Regions from separate parts of the Homo sapiens genome. Here region 2 is linked to region 1. The links are chromatin loops, found by intact Hi-C in ENCODE. Cell type or tissue: right lobe of liver. All regions are shown on one strand. Links, peaks and the distances in the headings refer to the core of each region. The heading gives the core; the rest is flanking DNA.

Region 1 (2,803 bases), core at 143-2,642:
CTCTCCTAAAAGAATAAGAAATTCATTGTTTGGCCCATCCTGAAAGGTGAGGTGGCGAGACAGTGGGGTGCCTCCGTGCCGCTTCGTGCAGCAGCAAGTTCAGCCTGAGATGCTGGCTGTACTCAGCCTTTGCAATTTTTGTAGATGTAGCTTAGGACGTGAGTTATTTTTCCGCAGACTGGCCAAGAGCCAGGTTCTAAGCTTGGACCTAAGGTAGAAAGCTGCCCATCGGGGGCCCTAGCTCAGCCCCACCAGGCCCTCTGTTGGGCCTGCACACAGCTCTGTGGCTAGAACACTCCAAGGCCCTTCGGTACCCATCAGAGTGGGCCCCTTGCCAGGTGGCTTTTCAGTTACAGAGTCCAGTGGACCATTTTGTAGAACCATGCAGCTCCCTGCGGAAGGTGGGGTAGGGTGGGAAAGAGGAGCAGGTCTGGAGGTTTGTGGAACCCAGTCCCCTGCAGAATCTGTAAAACCTAATAAATCATGGTTGTGGCCATTCTCACGGTGGTGATTGTGATTAGACGACCCCCGGGAAGCCCAGACACTCGGGGCCTGGAGTTCCTCCCCCTGCCTGACCTAGAAGCAGAACCGTTTTCAGCGCTCTGCCCTGTTGGCTTTAAGGCTTTGTCTTAATTTAAGGAAAAAGATCCTCCCGGGTTTTATTTCTCTCTTTCTTGAGTGGACTGTTTCCCTATAATTAAAAGAGGTGGTGAGTCCTGGGGCAGCTTCCGCGCCTCCCTGTCCACGTGCTAACAGATCAGGACGCCCCCAGCACCCCTGCCTGCTTTTGCTGGTGGCAGTGACGGGACCCCGACTCCTCACTCTCGGGCCGCAGACAATGCTGTGAGCAAGTGTGGCCATGGGCACAGAATGTCCCTTTGGACGCCGCTGCTGGGGGCTGCCAGGGGCCCTCTGGGGTCGTGCTTTGAGGCCCGTCCGGTTCACGAGGGGGTCCGGGCAGCACTGACTGCTTCCGACCTGCAGGAGGCGTAGGAGCGGCCCTGCGGGCCCTTTCACGGCAGCTGCTGCTGTATAGATTTGTCTCCACTCAGTGACGTGGGATTTTTTTGTCTTCCTTTTGGCTTTATTTTTAAACTGCTTTAGATATTACTGCTCAGTGTTTGTGAACTTTCCTAGTTCTCTATGTTGTTAGTGCAGCCAGCACCCAGTGGGGACCTACTAGAAAAAGGAACTGGCATGCACACGTGCCCAGCAGGAAAAGCTTCGTCTTCACGTCGGCTGCTGCCATCCAGAAGAGGCCCTGGAGCCTCACGCCGTCGAGGCTGCTCTCAGGCGTTCTGTTCCGGGCGAGGCTTGTGCTGCAAGGAAGGGCACCAGCATGCAGGCTGCCACTGGAGGGTCCGGGTGCTGCGGGCAGAGTTCAGCGCTTGTCCACCCTCCCTTAGCTCTGACTCAGTGCATCCTACTGTGGGGACATCTCGTGAGGGGACACGAAATGACTGATCTCACCCTTTCCCAGTATTCAGAGCTGTGAACCCCTGTGGCGCAGGACTGGCCTGTGTCTGTTATTTTGGTTGTAAATCATTCTCCTGTGGAATTGGCAAAAGCTACATTTTTACTGTCCTTACCAGCAACAGTTTGCGTCGTCACATGCTGTGAGTGTGGGCTGTGGTGTGTCCGTGTGTGTACATATGTGTATATGTATATATCACGCAGCAGGAGTGTCATTCATGCTGCTGTCCCCTGGTGAAGTGACAAGTACAATTAAAGGTGGCTCTGAAATGGCCTCTGGTTTCTTGGGAGTCGGGCAGGGACCTGCAGGAGGCTTTCCCAGCAGGTGCACAGAAGGAAGCGCTGAGCCCACTGTGTGCAGAGGGTGTGTGCCCAGGGCACTGCCACGGCCCCCACCAGCATTGGCCTCTGCTCTGCAGGGTGGGGTGCCCATCCTGGGGGCTGTGTGTCATGCTCACCTGACCCAGGTGTGTGTCCCGGTGTGAAATCGAGGAGGGGACTGGAAGCCCTTCCCTGCCTTGAAACATGAAAGCTGATTTTCTGAGCAGCAGATACGGTCAGTGGCAAAGCTGCATCTGAAGGGCGGCCTGGGAAGGGGCCCTGTGCTGGCCCCGGGTCCGCCCCAGAGGAGTCCACACAGCACCACCTCCAGAAGGGGCTGGGCCCGGGGTCCTGCAGGCGGCACCTTTTGGTAGAGTTTGTTTCCCTGGAAAATGGGGAAAATGTTTCAAGCCAGGTGAGGGGGGAAGTTAACACTGAAATATGTATTGTTTTTAAAAATCAAATGCACACGCATGGAAGCTGCTTGTCCATGCACTGGTTTTGTCACTGGCGTCCTGGAATCCGACCGTGTTGGGGTGCAGGCGCTGTCAGACTCCGGCTGATCCTGGCTCGAGCACACACATCTAAGGGCCAGGCTGGTTCCGCATGGTGATCTCCGTCTTGTATGTCTGAATGTTGGCCTAAAATAAAGATTACTGTTGTAAAATAAATGTTTTCACTGCGGACCCCACGTATGTCTTACTCGCTAGTCCCGCAGATCCCTGGTTTTGGAGAGCAGCAGCTGATCTCAGCCCTCCACACCCCTTGCGGCTGGAACCTTGCTTCCCTCCTGCCTGGTCCAGATGTGGATAAATGCCCCCTCCTCTTGATTGTGTTTTCACCTCCGTTTTCTAAATACCAAGACTGGAGCAAAGAGGCCAAGCGTGGTGGCTCATGCCTATAATCCCAGCACTTTGGGAGGCCAGTGTGGGAGGATTGCTTTGAGCCCAGGAGTTCAAGACCAACCTGGGCAACAGTGAGATCGTGTCTCTACAAAAAAGAGTTTAAA
Region 2 (2,803 bases), core at 198-2,697, 50 kb before region 1:
TGATGCTTGGCTGGGCTACCTCCTGGCTGGGCACCCCAGCTGGGCCTCAGGCACGCCTTCTTTCACAGGGGTTGTAGGAGTGGATGATATAGGTTGTCACCATCAACAGCATCCTGGCCCCAACTTCTGGGTGCTGCTGCCCACCCTGCCCTGACCCCTTTCCCATTCTCAGAACTGGTCTTCTGGCTTTTGGATCTCAGGGAGTGCCTCCCTGTAGCTCTGACCCAATCCTGGCAAAGATGGGTGCAGGCTTCCTAAAGGACCGGTGTGTGGAGCACAGTGCTGACCCCACCCAGCCCTCCCCTCTTCCCCTCTTGTGGCCCCTGCAGGATTCAGAGATACGTACATCTCCTGCTGGGCTGCCTGCCTGCCTGCCTGCCTGCCTCCCTGCCTGCCTGCCTTAGGTTAGGTGTGTCCTGCCTCCCCGCCTGTGGTTGCCAGGTGGGGGTCGTCCTGCGCCAGTGCTTTCCCCTGACCACTAAGCCACAGGCCAGGACACAGACGGCCACACACACCCAGGGACCCACCCTGCCAAGCAGAGGGGATGGCCACTGCCCAGGAGCTGTGCCCACTTTTATTTTTGTTTTTTTGAGGTAATCTACCTTCCCATCCCTGCAACTTCTATTTCGAGAAGTTTTAAACCTCTGGAGAAGCTGCAGTCATCAGTATGCAATGTGTGTGTTTCCTCTGTGCACCCTCACACGCCCAAGGCTCCACACTCCCCAGCAGCTGTGACTTGGGGGGGTCCTTGTGGGGCACCCTACAAATGCAGGTCTTCCCTACCACTGCTGAGCTTTGGACCCAGGAGGGACCCCCTGAGTTTCAGCTGAACTCAGCCTCGCAGGGCTGTTTTCTTCCCGAAAATGCTGGTCTCACCACAGAGCATCTTCAGGAAGTAACAGGTGTTTGTTGTGCCTAAATTATGCCGGCCATCAGGAGGCGTTTGCCCACTCTTAGTGTCCACACTCCCTTTTGAGTTTGTTCAGACCATTGTGGTGGAAATCCAAGGGGCACGTGGAGCCCTTGGCACTGATTGGAATAGCCGTGCACAAGCCAGTCCTAGGGTTTTGATCTGGGCATTTGTTTGTATGGCCTGTTTTTCTCTGGAAGCACAGGGACACGGTCCTGGTTCTCTGTCTGCTCCTCCTTCTCTGATGGGGAGAAAGGCTTTCGCTCTCTGCTCAGTCCTGGGGTTGGCAGCTGACCCGTGTCGTGTAGCCTCAGGGCATGGCTGGCAGTGAGCAGAGTTCCTGTTGCAGTGACGCTGGCACAGCTGTCAGTGTGCCCAGCCACACTGTGCCACGTGTTTGCACGTGTGCCCTGGTACATGGGGCCAGCTGGGGGAGCGGGGCCTCAGGCTGACCTGGGACGAGCCAGCTCGCTCCAGTTGGCTGGCCGTGTTCACGGTGCCCGTGGAGGGTCCTGTTTGCTGGTGTGTCTTGCCCTGCTTGCTCCTCCATTTATGTTTGTAGTGGTGGTGGGAACTCTGACGTCTGGAGCCCCTGGTGTATCCCCATCATCTCCCCAAGCAGTCACAGGTGGTTTCTGAGGTCTGGGCCCATTCACCTCGAGTTAGAGACTGAGGTTGAGAGCTCACTACTTCCTGAAAGTGAAAATTGGGTTCTGGGAGGTTTATGTCATGAGTTTAGGGCTGGATGAACCCCGGCGGACCCCTGCTAACTCTTGGGCGGAAGCCCCTCTGGACAGCTGCCCAACGCCCGTGTCCATGATGGGCCTGTCCCAGGGCAGCCCCGGTCTGTGAGGCCTTTGGTGTGCCCTGGGGCATGGGTGATGGGGATGGGAGGAAGGGAACTGGATTCAGGTCAGAGTGGGGGTTTACAGCAGGGTCAGGTCACCGTCTGACTCCGTGGTCTCAGATGAGGCATCGGCCCTCTCAGGACCTCGGGCGAGTTGAGTGTTTCTCAGTTCTTCAGTGGCTCCCTCCATGTCAGAGTGGGCCTGGCTGCAGTGAGTGGCAGCAGCTGCCCTTGGACACACAGGTTTCCAGGTTGGCGTCTGTGGGCACGGATGGAGCGCAGAGCAGAAATGCTCGGCGCCAAGGGTGTCCCACATCCTCCCACGGTGCGTGTGCTCCCTCAGCTGACGTGATTTGGGGAACACGGGCCGCTCTCGTTCTGTGGAGCTGGCCAAGCCCAGCTGTCATGCTGTGGCACATTTCACACCTTTGCGCTGCTGGATGGGGCTGGTTGTGCTCCAGGTGCTGTGGCTTCTCCAAACAGGTGTGCCTTGGGGCATAAGGCGTGGACAGGGCGTGGACCCAGGGGCCTCTTGGGCACAGCCGTGAGGCTGAGCAGTTGCTAGTCATGATCTTGCGAGAGCCTCCTGTTGAGTCAGGACTTGAGGAGACTGGAGACAGTGCTGCTGTCCCCGGTGGTGTGCGGACTGGAGGAGCCGTCCTGGAGGGTCTTCCCCTGCTGGGCCTGACTGAGCACGAGCAGGGGGCCTCCCCTGGGGCTCCCCGAGGAGGGCTGTGAGTGGGTGCTGGCCTCCCTTGCTTACACTTCGTTTCCTCTTCTCTCCTGCTGCCACCTTCCAGGGCTCATCCATTTTCACACTCCTTTAGGTAAGGCTGAGCCTGGACACACCTGTGGAAGACTTTTCTCTGAATTGGGGCAGGGTGGACTCCGGCAGGGCCCTTGGGCGGCTGTGCTAGTAGAGGGCAGTGAAAGTGGGATCACCCCTTCCAGGACAGCAGTGCCAGCCAGGTGGTTGCTGCATCTCAGGGAACAAAGCAGCAGCGTGGGATCGACGCAGAGGCCCCCCGGAACCCCCCGGCCCTTCT

Evidence for each region. Peaks named below come from ENCODE experiments on the same cell type or tissue, not always from the same donor. Only the 100,000 strongest peaks of a DNase experiment are listed, where the experiment ranks them.
Region 2: a loop joins it to region 1, with 1.9 times the contacts of the local background. A loop is called at or near these places in 20 of 110 quality-filtered maps.

The regions. Positions count from the first base shown.
Region 1 is chr20:63,933,547-63,936,349 of GRCh38, forward strand. DNAJC5 (DnaJ heat shock protein family (Hsp40) member C5) reads left to right here. Exons shown (of 5, transcript NM_025219.3): 5 at 1-2,465. Among named protein-coding and RNA genes, the nearest start is that of MIR1914, 6.6 kb to the right of the region's middle. In right lobe of liver, for the core only: no CTCF peak of the experiment used is centred there; no DNase peak of the experiment used is centred there.
Region 2 is chr20:63,883,459-63,886,261 of GRCh38, forward strand. The region is part of intron 5 of TPD52L2 (TPD52 like 2); the gene reads left to right. Among named protein-coding and RNA genes, the nearest start is that of DNAJC5, 10 kb to the right of the region's middle. RefSeq lists a silencer at 2,774-2,803. In right lobe of liver, for the core only: no CTCF peak of the experiment used is centred there; a DNase peak (open chromatin) is centred at 1,263; H3K27ac peaks cover 625 bases.